2 separate regions of the Homo sapiens genome follow, and region 2 is linked to region 1. Evidence: chromatin loops called from intact Hi-C (ENCODE). Cell type or tissue: ascending aorta. All regions are shown on one strand.

The links. Hi-C counts contacts between places; a loop is a spot of excess contacts. Peaks named below come from ENCODE experiments on the same cell type or tissue, not always from the same donor. Only the 100,000 strongest peaks of a DNase experiment are listed, where the experiment ranks them.
Region 2: a loop joins it to region 1, with 3.0 times the contacts of the local background. A loop is called at or near these places in 2 of 110 quality-filtered maps.

The regions. Positions count from the first base shown.
Region 1 is chr9:75,641,530-75,649,529 of GRCh38, forward strand. No RefSeq gene overlaps it. Among named protein-coding and RNA genes, the nearest start is that of PCSK5, 250 kb to the right of the region's middle. In ascending aorta, no CTCF peak of the experiment used is centred here; a DNase peak (open chromatin) is centred at 3,390; H3K4me3 peaks cover 477 bases; H3K27ac peaks cover 1,612 bases.
Region 2 is chr9:75,818,775-75,826,774 of GRCh38, forward strand. No RefSeq gene overlaps it. Among named protein-coding and RNA genes, the nearest start is that of PCSK5, 68 kb to the right of the region's middle. In ascending aorta, no CTCF peak of the experiment used is centred here; no DNase peak of the experiment used is centred here; H3K27ac peaks cover 3,918 bases.

The DNA.
Region 1 (8,000 bases):
TTCTTTCTGGAATAGCTGTCATTGTTCTCCCCTACAGTCAGATAGAAATGAATATGTTGGATAAATGACAAATAAAAAGTATCAGTGAGAGAAATGTGGATTATTAACATTCGAGATTGGAGTTGCCACACAGTGAATCACATACTTAGAAGGATATAGCACAAGACTCTTGAAAATTACATTAACTATGACAGTCGATCATGACAAACACTACAATGTGACACATCCCTTCATATGATATACCTCAGAAATAAACAAAATCAACCCTTATATTACACCTCATTTGAAGGCTTTCCTTTTTGTTTCTTAGCCTTTGTTTCAGTACTGGAGTTTAAATGACTTTCATCATGTTCCAAGTTCAGTTATATCTCCAGGGTTAGGCCGTTTCATCAAAGTAACAGCCTAAGACACATTCCTATGCACAGCTCTCTTTCTATTTTTATCATGGCAAAGCAATTCACCTGTTAGCTTCTAAAATTCTCACATATGCTGAAGGGTCAAAATAATTCATTGAGAGAATAATAATGAGGGAAATCCTCTCCTTTTGGAAGACAGAAAATTTCATGGCCCATTTGTTCTTTTTATTTTTCTTGCTATTTCTTAATTTCTGGGTAAATATTACTTGTAAAAATAATCTGAGTTCTCAAACCATACTAATGTGCCCCTTTGCGTTACATGCATTTAGATGTGTATTTAGTTTTCTGCGATGCAGAAAATTTTAAATGATCTATTTTGAGGTTGCTTTATCATTTCAAATGGTTGATTTTGATACACTTTTTGGTATGTGAAATCAAGTCATAAAGAAATATTATGACAAATTGCAAAATGTGATGATAGAACAATATTAAGTTCTACAATAATGATTAAATAAAAGAAAATAATGCAAAAATACTGTTATTATAGGAAGCATTATAATGACCTTAAAATGAGATTATTTCTGTTGTATTTCATATCTAAAATTAGTTAGAAAAACATACAAATTATGATTTTTGTGTCAAGGTGAAAGGTAAGGAATATAAGGAGAACAGTGGGTATAATTATTGTGATAACAAGTGACATGCTGAATTGAGGGAACTGTCAATTATCTTGTCCCTTTTAATTTCCACTGCAACATTTGGGACTATCAGTGAAATGTATTCTTAGAGAGATACAATATTCTATTTAAAGTCAGGGAATTCTACTCTGTGAACAAGGACATTCCATTCCCAAAAATAATTTTCACTGTGATATTTTAGAGCCTTAGAAATACTATTCTGGTTTGGTAATGCTTTTATTCTCTATTGGCTGTGTAGACATTATTTGGAAACATGTAGACTTGCTGTAATTATTGTATCTATGATGGGCTCTGTAATCAGAGAAGACTTCCCCTTATCTTCCAAACCATAATCTTAAAGTGGTATTTTTCCAGTAGGAAAAGACACTCTGTCAACTCTATTACTTTCATTATCAATATAAAAAGTATCTGTTGAATGGCTAGTAAATATCTGTTCCCATACAAGTATTGCACTCAACTAGCAATACATACTAATTGTAAAACACAGCCTGGCAGGTTGCTCATAACCTTATTTACTTGCTTCATAAACATAGTTGGAAAAAGCCTAAACAAAATATCAAACTAAATTTAGTAGAATAAAAAGAAGCTATTATATCACACATGTAACTGAGTTCATCCCAGAAATGCCAAGAGTGGTTTAACATTAGAAAAAAGTAAATGTAATTCATCACATTAATGAAGTAAAGAAGAAAAGTCACATACCAACTAAATAGAAGCAGAATAATCATTTGATAAAATACAACACGTATTCGGCTTAAAAATAATTCAGCAATCTCTGAGAAGAGAAGAAAATATTTTTCTCTCAACAAAGATTATCTAAAAATACTTAAAGCAAACTTCATTATTAATAGAGAAACGTTGGAAGTACTCCCTTTAAAATTAGGACCAAAATAAGGTGCTCTATCACTGTGTATATTAAACATTTACCAAAGCCCCTTGTCAATTTAGGAGGAAAAGAAGAAAAAAATTAAAGGCATAAAGATCAGGATGAAAGTAACAAAATGCTCATTATTTTTAGATTGGTGATTTACACTATTTACTAGAATAAAAAAGAGAATAGAGCAAAATGAGTATATATAAGATCAATATACAAACATCAATTGCATTTTTAAATATCAACAAAACTTTGTTATTTCTTAAAAAATGACATTTAATATAGCAATGAAAAAATATAAGATCCTTGGGAATCTAACAAATTGTGCCAAATCTGTTTGGAGAAATTGTAAAACTTTATGGAAAGACATAAAAGACGACTTATTTTGTTAAATTTATCAGATATACAGATAGAAAGATCTAATATCATAAAGATTTAAATTCTGCCTAATCTGATCTATAGTGTCAATACAATTCCAGTAAAAAAAAAATTGAATTTTTAGACAATTGAAAAGTTATTTCTAAAAGGCATATCAAAGAACAAAAAATCCCAGAGTGGACAATGAGGGAGAGGGATTTACCCCATGCACATCAATATTTATTAGAAAGCTTTACAAATTATGGCAGTGTGGTATTGGGGCAGCCTGTGTTACAAACAGAAAAGAAAGCCCCAAAATACATGCACATTTATCAATACTTGATATATTACAGAAATACTATTTAACAACACTGCTGAGACAATTAGTTACTTATATGGGAAAAGATAAAATTGTATCCCTACCTTATACCACACACAAAATAATTTCCAGATAGATTAAAGCCTCACATGTGAACGGCGAAACTTTAAAGCATTTAGAAGGAAATACAGGAGAATACCTCTTTGATTTTGGTATAAGGAAAACATTTCTTAAATGAAGAAGTTTTCTTAGTTTGTTCAGGCTGCCATAACAAAATACCATGCACTGAGTAGCTTATGAACAATAAACATTTATTTCTCAGAGTTCTGGAGACTGGGAAGTTCAAGGTTAAGGTACCAGCAGATTGTCTGGTGAGGGCCCACTTTCTGGTTCATAGACGGTCTTTTTGCAGTGTCCTCACATTATGGCGAAGCAGGATGTTTCTCTTGCCCTTTTGCAAGACTTGCCATAGGGGTGCCTCGTTTACCCAGCCTGCAGCTTTCAACTCCTCATGGGAGGGAGCATGCAAGTGAATGAGGCAGGAACTGGAGTGCATGAATGCTAGAACCAGCCGGCTACTTTGGCACTGGCAGGAACAAACTCACTTCACTGACTGGGACCCTGTGTTCCACCCCTTGCAGGAGGGAGCATGGAGGTGAGCAGGTGCAGGAGCCAGGGCAAGTGCTTTTGGGTGTCAGCAGGAGCAAAACTCCGTGCAGGCCCCACAGCAGTGTCTTGGCAGGGTGCCAACAACCCCTGAAGCCCCAGAGGGTGCAATACAGTGCTTTTTTAGCTCTGCCATCCATGGACAGCTTAAGTGTTAACAGCTCAGTGGGCCCTCTGCTTTTTTGCAAAAGGTGACTGCCTTCTGCCAGCACAGGGTAAGTTTGGCAGCCTTTTGTATCTGTAATTGTGGCACCTGAGCTCTTGTCCGGTGTCCAGAAGAAATCAGATCACAAAAACAAATTGAAGGATGGTAAATGTGGGGGACTTTATTGCCAAAGAAGTGGCTCTCAGCAGGAAGGGGAGTTGAAAAGAGGACGGGGTGGGAAGGTGGTCCTCTCCTGAAGTCGGGCTGTCTCCAGCCAGTTTCTTCTCTGAAGTTATGCCATCAAGCTGTCCCTATGAAGTCAAGCCACTTCTCTCCAATGTCCAGCCATAGTCTTCGATATCCAGCTGCTACTCCTTTCTCTGCCAGCTGTGTCTGGGGTATTTATAGGCACAGGATCAGGGCTGGTTGGGGCCATACATGGTTTTGGGAAAGGCAACATTTGAGCAGGAAAACAGGGATAGAAGTTCTCACTTTGGGCCACAGTTTCAGGCCTTTTGACTTGAGAATGGGGCTATTGCCAGGGACCCACCCTTTTCTGCCTAGAAATTTTCTGCCTCCTGCCCCCATCATGTCCCCTGACTGAAGAGGCACATCTAATTGCCACTAGAATACGGACGATGCCTGATTTTAGCTACTTCTTGCTAACAGGGGGTGTGGTTTTGGGGAGAACGAGCTGTCAGATTCCTCCCAGAAGTCTACCTAAGGGTCCCTAGCAAAAGGGAACCATCATCCAAGGCGCTGGTTTCCTGACTGTTTGGAGTTCGATGGCATCTAGGCAAGAAGACACAAGTTTTACAAGGTTAAGTATGCATGGATCAAATATGTGTATTATACAACAAGGGGTTAAAAGGAAAGAATCTAGTGCCAAGGACAACAGAAATAAGAAGTGAAATACACTAATCATTCTGAAAACATTACTGTACCCCATGGTATAGAACAGAATGAAGGTAAGAACAGCAATCATAGGCAAGACCATAAAAAGACTATCCATGGAAGGTTAATTATTAATGCTTATCTTTTGAGATCTTTAGCTTGAGGTCCCTGATCTCTTCACATTGGTATTTTTGGTGCTCTTCTGAGTTGCTGGAGGTAACTCTGTCAGCTTCCCAGGACTTTACTCAGATACAATAAATTCAAGAATCTATTCCAGTGACCTATTCTAAAAGACCAAGGTGGTCACTTTCAGGAGGTTCTCTAAAGTACCATCTGGTCCCAGGGCCTGTTTCCACAGCTTCCTCCTGATATCAGGGGCTGCCTAAGTAATAAATTTATCCTTTAGAATTAGTTGTCCCCCAACTGAATCAGGAGATACAGAGGTGTTGCTTTATCAAGGCCTCTCTTAGCCTTTCCAGGAAGGCATTGGGATTCTCATCAAATCCTTGGTCTATCATGGATAGCTTGGTACAGTTGAGAAGCTTAGTTCTAGTCTTACATAAGCCCTCTATTATGCACGCCTGAAAACATCTCCTCTTCCATTCTCCCATCTTGTCACTGGGATCCCATTTAGAGTCTGCATCTCTCCCAGCTGGATAAAGTTCGGCCCCTTCCCTGACACTATATGTGATACACAGCTCATCCCCAAATCTCTCTGCTGCTTGCAAAGTGGCCTGCTTCTCAGTGTTAAGGTTTGATTCAAAAGTAATATAATGTCTTTCCAGAAGAGCTCGAATACTTGGTTTAAATTCTGGAAACAATCTATATATCTGTCAGGGTCATCTAAAAACTTGCCAAGATACCCACTTAATTTTCCTTAAGTCTTGTACAGAAAAGGAGACCTGGACCTTACTGGGACCAAATTCACCAGGCATCTGTTGGAGGGCCAAGAGTGAGACTGGGGCTTGTGTAGGGTGAGGATTTCTAGGAGGGGCAAAAGAGAGAGAGAAAAAAATACTGGACAGGGAGTATAGAATGGACCTGGAGGAGCAGGGCTAAAGGGAGTTGGTTCCCCTGTTGGAGGTACCTCTGGGGTTTGTTTCTTTTTGTTTCTTTAGTTCCCTGGGATTGCCCCTTGCAGCCTCCCCTGAGATGGCAAACAGGAAGGCTGGATGAATCCTACACTGTTGGCAAAGGTCTGGGTTAGCCTGCAAGGCAAAGAAAGTCTGCATATATAGAGCCTCAGACCATTTGCCCTCACGTTTACAGAAAAGGTCCAAAGGCAGGATGGTATCAAAATGAATGGTTCCTTCCTGAGGCCAAGCCAGTCCTTTCTGCAGATCATAATTTGGCCTAAGCTTTGTGCAAAGAGCTATGAGGCATTTTTCCCCCAGAGTATGAGGGTCAAAGCAGTCCCAGTGATTAAGGATACACTCCAGAGGAGTATAGATTGAGGATGGTGAAGATAGTTGGTTGCCCATTCTGAAAGAGGGAAGAAGGCGTCCTCATTTCCCTTCCCTCTTTCAGCAAAAACTCTTGCTGTGAGGGAGAAGGAAGAAGCCTTCCTCATTTCCCTTCCCTCTTTCAGCAAAAACTCTTGCTGTGAGGGAAAGAGAAAACAGGCATCCCCCTTTTCTCTTCTGACTTTTTATCCCTGAGACCCAGCAACCTTAGACGGACGCACCCATGGGTGCAATTGCAGCCTGCACTCATGAAGCAGGGAGGTCCTAGAGAATAGTAATTATCTGCACTCACCAATGCCTCTATTCCTCCTACTGTGGCAACCTTTGGGTTCCCTAGGCCCTATCTATGCCGTGGAGCACGGTCTCCTTTCGTGAAGCGGGGGCTTAATCGGAAGGAATTAGTCTGCCCATTTACACTGTGCCTGTTGCCTGGCTTTGGATCCCTCAGATATGGTTTTCCTTTCTAGGACTTCAACCCAAAGTTTATAATTGAATTTGGGACCAAAAAAGTGTCTCCGGGGGTACATGGATTCATTTAGCTTAAGTCCCAGACAGTCTTTGCCAAATTTGTAGTTATTAGCCAGTGGGGTCGCTCATCTGCTTGTTCCCCATCATAAGCAGAGTACTAAGGTAGGAAAAGAACTCTGTTGCATAGACAAGGAAGGAGAAAAAATATATAGTTTAAGGTGGGGAAGAACCTCTTGCTCTATACAACAGAGTTCCTTTAATTACTGTATCCTTTCCCAAGTTTGGACTGAGCTGAAGCCCTCAGCCAGGGGAGAAAACACTCTGTGGGTGTGTGATGGGAGGGGACAGCGAGTGAGAAACACTGGCCAACTGGCTGCGTGGGGCCCCTGACACTGCCCTGGGGCCCTGGCAGCAGCTGCGGTTCTCTCCCACCACATGTGGCCATTGGGTGTGGCACGTGCATGCAGTGAATATGACCAAGTGCCCCGGATGGGAGAGGAGCAGGGGAGGAGGGGAGCCGCTGTGTGCTGCACGTGCCTGCGGGTATTGAGGTGGGGGTGGAGATGGCACCTCTCAGAACAGATGGCAATCACATTGTTCTGAATTACATATCTGGGGCTGGGCCAAATGCTTATTCTACCTAATAACATTTCTGCACTTTGTAGCAATACCCTTATCATTATAAAAGAAGGGATACGAGCCATTTCAAACCACGAAAGAAAGAAAGGAAAGATACCATAGAAAAGTCTGGGGGTCTTGATAGATGCCCTAATAGGTAGTCAGGGATGGGGGCCAGTCTAGAGGCCTTCCAGCAACAACAAGGAGTGTCCTTGACCAGATGCTTTCAATTGCCCAGGACTTTATTCTAGCTCCACACGACGGCTATACCTCTGTGAAGGGAAACAGAGCCAACATTCCTTTCACCTGAAAGAAAGAGGTGGCAGGGTTGCATCCTGTCCTCTGCAAATGGCATAACTCAGTGAAGAGACAGATCCGGCAGATCCTCATTTACTCACCCTTTTGATGCATCCCAGACAGGACCCCAGATGAAGTAGGATATTTCCTTGACCCTTTCATGGGACTCGCCATAGTGGTGCCTCGTTTATCCATCCTACAGCTTTCAGCTCCTCATGGTAGGGAGCATACAAGTGAATGAGGCGGGAACTGGAGTGGACGAACGCTGTAACCACCAGCCAGCCACTTCGGTGCCAGCAGGGGTGAACTCCACTCACCCAGACCCACTGCCTTCCACCCCTCACTGAAGGGAGCACCCAGGGGAAGGGGTACAGGAGCTGGGGTGAGTGCTTTGGGGCATTGGCAGGAACCAAACCCTTTGCAGGCCCCACAGTAGTGTCTGACGGGGTGCCTGCAACCCCTAAAGCCCCAGAGGGAGTGTTCCAGTGCTCTTTTAGCTCTGCTGTCTACAGACGCTTAAGTGTTAACAGCTCCTTGGGCCCTTTGCCTTTTCACTTGAGGCAGCTGCTTTCCACCAGTGAGGGCAAAGGTCAAGTGTGACGGCCTTTTGTATCCACACTTATGGGCACCTTAGCTCTTGTGCAGCATCCAGGAGAAATGAGGTCACATGAATAAATCAAAGGACGGTAAATGTGGGGGATTTTATTGCCAATGAAAGTGGCTCTCAGCAGGAAGGGGAGGTGAAAAGGGGAGGGGACGGGAAGGTAGTCTTCCCCTGAAATCTGGCCATCTCCAGCCAGATTATTCTCTGAGATTACCCTGTCAAGCTGTCCGTCTGAAGTCAA
Region 2 (8,000 bases), 180 kb after region 1:
TTATTGTCTTCTGCTAGCTTTTGAATTTGTTTGCTGTTGCTTCTCTAGTTCTTTTAATTGTAATGTTAGGGTGTCAATTTTAGATCTTTCCCGCTTTCTCTTGTGGGCTATAAATTTCCCTTTAAACACTGCTTTAGCTGTGTCCCAGAGATTCTGCTACATTGTGTCTTTGTTCTCATTGGTTTCAAAGAATTTATTTCTGCCTCAATTTCATTATTTAGCCAGTAGTCATTCAGGAGCAGGTTGTTCAGTTTCCATGTAGTTATGCAGTTTTGAGTGAGTTTCTTAATCCTGAATTCTAATTTGATTGCACTGTGGTCTGAGAGACTGTTTGTTATGATTTCCATGCATTTGCATTTGCCGAGAAGTGTTTTACTTCCAATTATGTGGTCAATTTTAGAATAAGTGCAATGTGGTGCTGAGAAGAATGTATATTCTGTTGATTTGGGGTGGAGAGTTCTGTAGATGTCTATTAGGTCCACTTGGTCCAGAGCTGAGTTCAAGTCTTCAATATCCTTGTTAATTTTCTGTCTCGTTGATCTTTCTAATATTGACAGTGGGGTGTTAAAGTCGCCCACTATTATTAAGTGAGAGTCTAAGTCTCTTTGTAGGTCTCTAATAACTTTCTTTATAAGTCTAGGTGCTCCTGTATTGGGTGCATATATATTTAAGATAGTTAGCTCTTTTTGTTGCATTGATCCCTTTACCATTATGTAATGCCCTTCTTTGTCTTTTTTATCTTTGTTGGTTTAAAGTCTGTTTTATCAGACACTAGGATTGCAACCCCTGCTTTTTTTTTTTTTTTTTTTTTTGCTTTCCATTTGCTTAGTAAATATTCCTCCATCCCTTTATACTGAGCCTATGTGTGTCTTTGCATGTGAGATGAGTCTCTTGAATAAAGCACACTGATAGTCCTTGACTCTTTATCCAATTTGCCAGTCTGTGTCTTTTAACTGGGGCATTTAGCCCATTTAGGTTGAAGGTTAATATTGTTATGTGTGAATTTGATCCTTTCATTATGATGCTAGCTGGTTATTTTGCCGTTAGTTGATGCAATTTCTTCATAGTGTTGATGGTCTTTACAATTTGGTATGTTTTTGCACTGGCTGATACCAGTTTTTCCTTTCCTTATTTAGTGCTTCCTTCAGGAGCCCTTGTAAGGCAGGCCTGATAGTGACAAAATCTCTCAGCATTTGCCTGTCCTTAAAGGAATGTATTTCGCCTTCACTTATGAAGCTTACTTTGGCTGGATATGAAATTCTGGGTTGAAAATCCTTTTCTTTAAGAATGTTGAATATTGGCCCCCACTCTCTTCTGGCTGTAGGGTTTCTGCAGAGAGAACCACTGTTAGTGTGATTGGCTTCCCTTTGTGGGTAACCCACCCTTTCTCTCTGGCTGCCCTTAACATTTTTTCCTTCATTTCAACCTTGCTGAATCTGATGATTACATTTCTTGGGGTTGCTCTTCTCGAGGAATATCTTTGTGGTGTTTGTATTTCCTGAATTTGAATATTGCCCTGTCTTGCTAGGTTGGGGACATTCTCCTTGATAATATCCTGAAGTGTATTTTCCAAGTTGGTTCCATTCTCCCTGTCACTTTCATGTACACCAATCAAACGTAGATTTGGTCTTTTCACATAGTCTCATATTTTTTGGAGACTTTGTTCATTCCTTTTCATTCTTTTTTCTCTAATCTTGTCTTCATGCTTTATTTCATTAAATTCATCTTCAGTCTCTGATATCCTTTCTTCAGCTTTATCAATTCAGCTACTGATACTTGTGTATGCTTCATGAAGTTCTCATGCTGTGTTTTTCAGTTCCATCAGGTCATTTATGTTTTTCTCTAAACTGGTTATTCTAGTTAGCAATTCCCCCAACCTTTTTTCAAGGTTCTTAGCTTCCTGGTATTGGGTAAGAACATGCTCCTTTAGCTCAGAGGAGCTTGTTATTACCCACCTTCTGAAGCCTACTTCTGTCAATTCATCAAACTCATTCTCCATCCAGTTTTGTTCCCTTGCTGGTGAGGAGTTGTGATCCTTTGGAGGAGAAGAGGTGTTCTGGTTTTCAGAATTTTCAGACTTTTTGTGCTGTTTTTTCTTCATCTTTGTGGATTCATTCACCTTTGGTCTTTGATGTTGCTCACCTTTGGATGGGGTTTTGGCGTGGATGTCCTTTCTGTTGATGTTCATGCTGTTCCTTTCTGTTTGTTAGTTTTCCTTCTAACACGCCCTTCTGCTGCAGGTCTGCTGGAGTTTGCTGGAGGTCTACTCCACAACCTGTTTGCTGGGTATCACCAGCAGGGGCTGCAGAACAGCAAAGATTGCTGCCAGCTCCTTCCTCTGGAAGCTTCATTCCAGAGGGGCACCTGCCAGATCCCAGCCAGAGCTCTCCTGTATGAGGGGTGTGTCGACCCCTGCTGGGAGGTGTCTCCCACTCACGAGGCATGGAGGTCAGGGACCCACTTGAGGAGGCAGTCTGCCCCTTAGCAGAGCTTGAGCACTGTGCAGGGAGATCTGCTGCTCTCTTCAGAGCCAGCAGGCAGGGACGTTTAAATCTGCTGAAGCTATACCCACAGCTGCCCCTTCCCCCAGGTGCTCTGTCCCAGGGAGATCAGAGTTTTATCTATAAGCCCCTGACTGGAGCTGCTGCATTTCTTTCAGAAATGCCCTGCCCAGAGAGGAGGAATCGAGAGAGTCTGGCTACAGCAGCTTCACCGAGCTGTGGTGGGCTCCATTCAGTTTGAACTTCCCGGTGGCTTTGTTTACACTGTGAGGGGAAAACTGCCTAGTCAAGCCTCAGTAATGGCTGATGCCTCTCCCGTAACCAAGCTCGAGCCTCCCAGGTCAACTTCAGACTGCTGTGCTGGCAGCAAGAATTTCAAGCCAGGGGATCTTAGTTTGCTAGGCTCCATGGGGGTGGGATCAACTGAGCTAGACCACTTGGCTCCCTGGCTTCGGCCCCCTTTCCCAGGGCATGAATGGTTCTGTCTCACTGGCATTCCAGGTGCCACTGGGATATGAAAAAAAAAAAAAAAAAAAAAAAAAAAACTCCTACAGCTAGCCCAAATGGCCACCCAGTTTTATGCTTTAAACCCAGGCCCCTGGTGGTGTAGGCACCCAAGGGAGGAACCTCCTGGTCTGCAGGTTGTGAAGACCATGGGAAAAGCATAGTATCTGGGCTGGAATGCACCATTCCTTAGGGCACAGTCCCTCATGGCTTCCCTTGGGTAAGGGAGGGAGTTCCCCAACCCGTTGCATTTCCCAGGTAAGGCAATGCCCCAGCCTGCTTTGGCTCACCCTCCGTGGGCTGCACCCACTGTCTAACTAGTCCCAGTGAGATAAGCCGGGTATCTCAGTTGGAAATGCAGAAATCACCCACCTTATGCATTGATCTTGCTGGGAGCTGCAGACTGGAGCTGTTCCTATTCGGCCATCTTGCCAGCCACCCAGGGATTTTCTTTTTAGCTTTCCCTATGGTAGCTTCGTGGCTCATTAAAATGGAAAATGTCTTTGCAGACTCCTATCTGTGCTCTTTGGGATCTAAACCATTTCTTTCAGACTCTTCAATAATCACTTTTTCCACTAAAAATTTAACAGATAAGACTTCTCCAGTGAATTGCCATGTAGCTCGCTGAGATCAAAATTGGAAACAGTATTACATCTTGAACTTAATATGCTCCAAACAGGATTATTGATTTCTAACTCTCCTAAACCTGTTCTTCTGGTTTTCTTCATTTAAGTAAATGGTACCACAAATCATCTAATTACTAAAGCCAAAACCCAGGAGACATCCGAATTCCTCCATTTCTCTCACCCCCAACATCCAACCCATCAAGGCTTATTGGTGGTAACTCCAAAGCATGTCTTTAATTCATCCAATTCACTGTATGTCCGCTGCTACCATCTAAGTCCAAGCCATTATTTGTCTTACATAGCTCACTGCAATAGCCTCCTAACTGGTCATGATTCTACTTTTGTCCCACTGCAGTACACTCTCTCCTGAGTGACTACATTGGTCTCAGCAGGCCATATCACTTTCTGGCACAAACCCATCTTCCCAGAAGCATCCCATTACACATAAAATCCAAGCCATTTATGAAACCCCACTCTATTGGACCCCTTCCCCTCTGAACCCCTCTCCTCCATGGCCCCTCACTCACTAGACAACAGCTTTCTTTCTGTTTTCCTAATATGATGAGATCATTCTTGTGTTAGATCTGTGGATACTTGGAACATTCTGGTCATTTCAAGTCTTATCCTAAAAAAGACCTCCTAACAGTAACTTCAGTAATAACTACTCAATCACACATCTCTCCCGTTACCTTGTGGTGTTTTAATCATAGTACTTATCTTTATTTAAAATTATTTTGTTTATTTTCTAATTATTTGTCAAATGTCATATCCACAGAAAACAGCTTGTTTTAGTCCACACTTGAGCTCCAGATCCTATAAGAGTGCCTGGCACCAAGTAGGAACTCAATAAATATGTGTTTAACGATTGGATCTATTTTAGTACTGCATTTACTGAGCAATACATGAATTCCTTAAAAGCCAGTCAGTTCTTTTTCACAAGAATTTTTTCAGTGCTTTAGTAAGTGCTAGGCATAATGCCAGAGGCATAAATCCTAAAATCTTAACTTTGCATAGCTTGTGCTCCGTTCTGTCCACTGGAGGCCCTCAATACATTGTGATTGATATTGCATGATCAATTGATGATGCCCAGATAAGATTACTACAGGAGATATTGAACATTTTGACAGTGTCCTACACCATTATGGGAACGGAGACTACTAATATATTTAAAGCACAGAATTGTAACTAAGAGAAAATGTTGGGTCACTAATAATAATATGCTAGTATATTACTATAGCTGCTATATTATAATTATTTTTAAAATAGCCACTGCATAGGACATCCCTGAACTGATGGTCACATGGTGAGCACACTGTGCCAGAAAAGCGCCAATGACCAAGAGACAGTTTCACTCACTAGGCTACCACTCTCTAGTAGCACTGATGCAAATGCAGAGATTGACTCCAGCATGAGCAACTTGCTTTCTAAGATCCAGAGTCTTATAGCACCTGCCAGAATGGGCTACGTCAGGTAAGTGTCTGTACCAGCTTGCAGGACATGACATGGAATCAAGGCAATTTATGAAGTGTTTACTGTGCATCTACAGTGTGCCAGGCACTCTGGTGGGCATGGAGTTTCAGAGATAACTGAGACATAAGCCTGCTTAATTATGGGTTATTTGTTGAAACTCAAGGCTCTGTCCTCCTAATTTTCCTTCTTTGAGGACTAATTACAAGTCATTTTAATATAATAATAAGAGCTTTGCAAATATTAATTCACTCTATCTTTGCAAAATATCTGTGAAGTGGTATTATAATCATCCCCATTTAAAAAATTTAGGAAGCTGTGATATAGTGAGATGAAGGAACTAGCACAAGACGCATCTGATATGTGGAGGAACCTTGCCTATTCCACCAGCATCTCCACTGAACTCTAAAACCTCAATCCTGCACCTCACCCTGCATCTGATTTTACTTCTCATGAAGTTAGCCATCTAGATCTTGTATCCTAACTTCTTCCTCTGCTTATTGTTTTTGGTAACATCTCAACCTTCCCTTGCTAAGATCCTAAACCAGCTCTCTCTTTCTCCCTGATTGATGTACAGTTATCCTTCCATCCCAACTTCAAGTTTCATTGATAGAAACTGTCTATGCACTGTGATGACTATTCAAATGGACTGGTTGCTTTGGATTCATTCATTCAAAAAAATTGGGATACTATATTCCCCACATAGACATCTTGGAAAATGCATTCAGATAGGAAGTGAAGGCAGCTCAACAACCACAGACAAGTATTTTGAATCCCTGCAAATAAGTTGCAATATAAATGCAAGACTATCATCTTTTCCAATAACTTAATTTGCCAAAGGGACACAGTTCCCAGACCAATGAAGATGAAGAGTGTTAGAAAGCTGAAAATGACAATTACAATTTCCCCCCAAGTGGCCCACATTTTTGAGTGTGCTGTCTATTTGCATTCATTTTCGGTTTTCTAACACTCTTCTCTTTCTACCCTGTTACCCTCCGGTCTTTTTAATGAGGCATTTCTGTGTATGTGTGGTATGTGTATATATTTTATTTTTATATTGGAAGGAAATGGCTGTGTACAACTGCATTTGTTATAAATAGGAAAGTCAGTCAGCAAGTGATTAAGAGCTCCACAATGAGTCATAAATATTAAATTTCTCTTAGAGCTTTTGGCACTATGCAATGTTGTTTCCCAAATAATGTGCATATAACCCCAGGTCTTATTGGCATATGAACCATAGGTTAAGACTATATTGCTGGTTTTATCCCTAAGTCCTCCTAGAATATAGCCTACTTTCCAATGTGCAAACACTCAGAACACCCCTTCTTCCCCTTAATTGTGTTTATCTGAAAGTCCCACAAGAAGGGAGTGTAAGTTCCCATGTAATTTTCCTACTGCTGGTACTTCTGCTGTCCTTATGTTCCAACTCAATGCTTGCCGTCCTTCTGATTTGTTTTCTAATCATTTGGCTTGAAGAACTTCCTAGGACTCTCCTGGGGCTGCACATGAGGAAACACTGACCTAACCTTTACTTCCTGTGCCCTTGAAATGTCTGCTGTTGCCACCTGGAGCTCTGTAACTGCCTGGCTGTGAATCTCCATCACCAAATGCCACCTGCAATGGTTCTCTGAGCTGGCAAAACTCTGTCAGTCTGCCCATGTGTTGTCCCTGAGCTGCTTTTGACCTCTGCTGCTCATCTCTCCAGCTGATGGAAAAAAACCTTTACTGCTTCATGTCCTACTGTTTGTAAAGTAAGAGGGAGATCTTTCACTACAGTCACTTGAGTATCCTAGTGTTGAAGATCTAGTTGTTGAGATTCTTTTTTTACAGGCTTGTCCTGAGCCCATCCACATTTTCCAAGGCATCAGACGTAACGGTTTATGTCTCAATTCCAACTGCAAGAAGTATTCAAGCGTTTCCCTGTGCCCCAAGGAGGTGCCACAGTATTTAGCACTATGCCACTCCCTTTTGCCAACTTTTGACTAGGTGAATTGAAAATACAGAGGCAAGAAATGGGTTTGATAGCAGGGAGGAGTAGGGCTGGATGTAGAGTAGGAGTTAGTCAATGCTGAGAGTCAGGCTGGACAAAAAAAGGATCTCAGTGTTTACTCTGCCATGCCAAAAAGAATATTAGAAAATATGCCTAGAATGGAAAGGAAAGCAAACATAAAACAGAAGGGCCAGGCCACAGTAGATCAAAACCTAGGAAAATCAAGAGGAAAAGAAGGCTCAAGTGCAGAGCAAAAAGTGGAGGTTCAAGACCAAAGCACATGACTGGCATGGAGGATGTATCATAAAAGGCAAGAAAATCCATAGAAAGCAAGAACAACAACAAGATAAGCTGAAGAGCAGCAGTGTTACTGGGTAGAATTTTCCAGTCGTGATTTGTCCAGGTTCTTGGTATATCGAACAAAGAATTGAACAGCATGCATGAACAATCAGTGAAAGCATAGATTTATTGGAGCAGAAGGCAACAGTAGTGAAAGTACACTCCATGGAAAAGGAACAGGCCCAAGCAAGTGGCTCAAGATACCTGGTAGCAAAGTCTTCTGGGGTTTAAGTGCCCTTTAGAGGTCTCCCATTGGTTACACCCTATGTAAATGAAGAGCTGGCCCATGGCCAATTAGAGGCAGAAGTGAATTGGCCTGCAGCCAATCCACGACTGTCATGGATTGGTGCCTTATGCAAATGAAGGTCCCGGAATGGGCCAATCATAGGCCAGAGTGCAGGTCTGGTCTGTGGCCAATCAGCAGCTGGCATGAATTGGCACCTTATGCAAATGAAGGTCCCAGCAGACTAATCATTGGCCAGGGTGAAGGGTTTTTTTTCTTTTAATTTAATTCCACGAAGTTTGTGTGAATCAGCCTTAGGTTCCCTGCCTTCAGACTCTACTCTCCTGCCT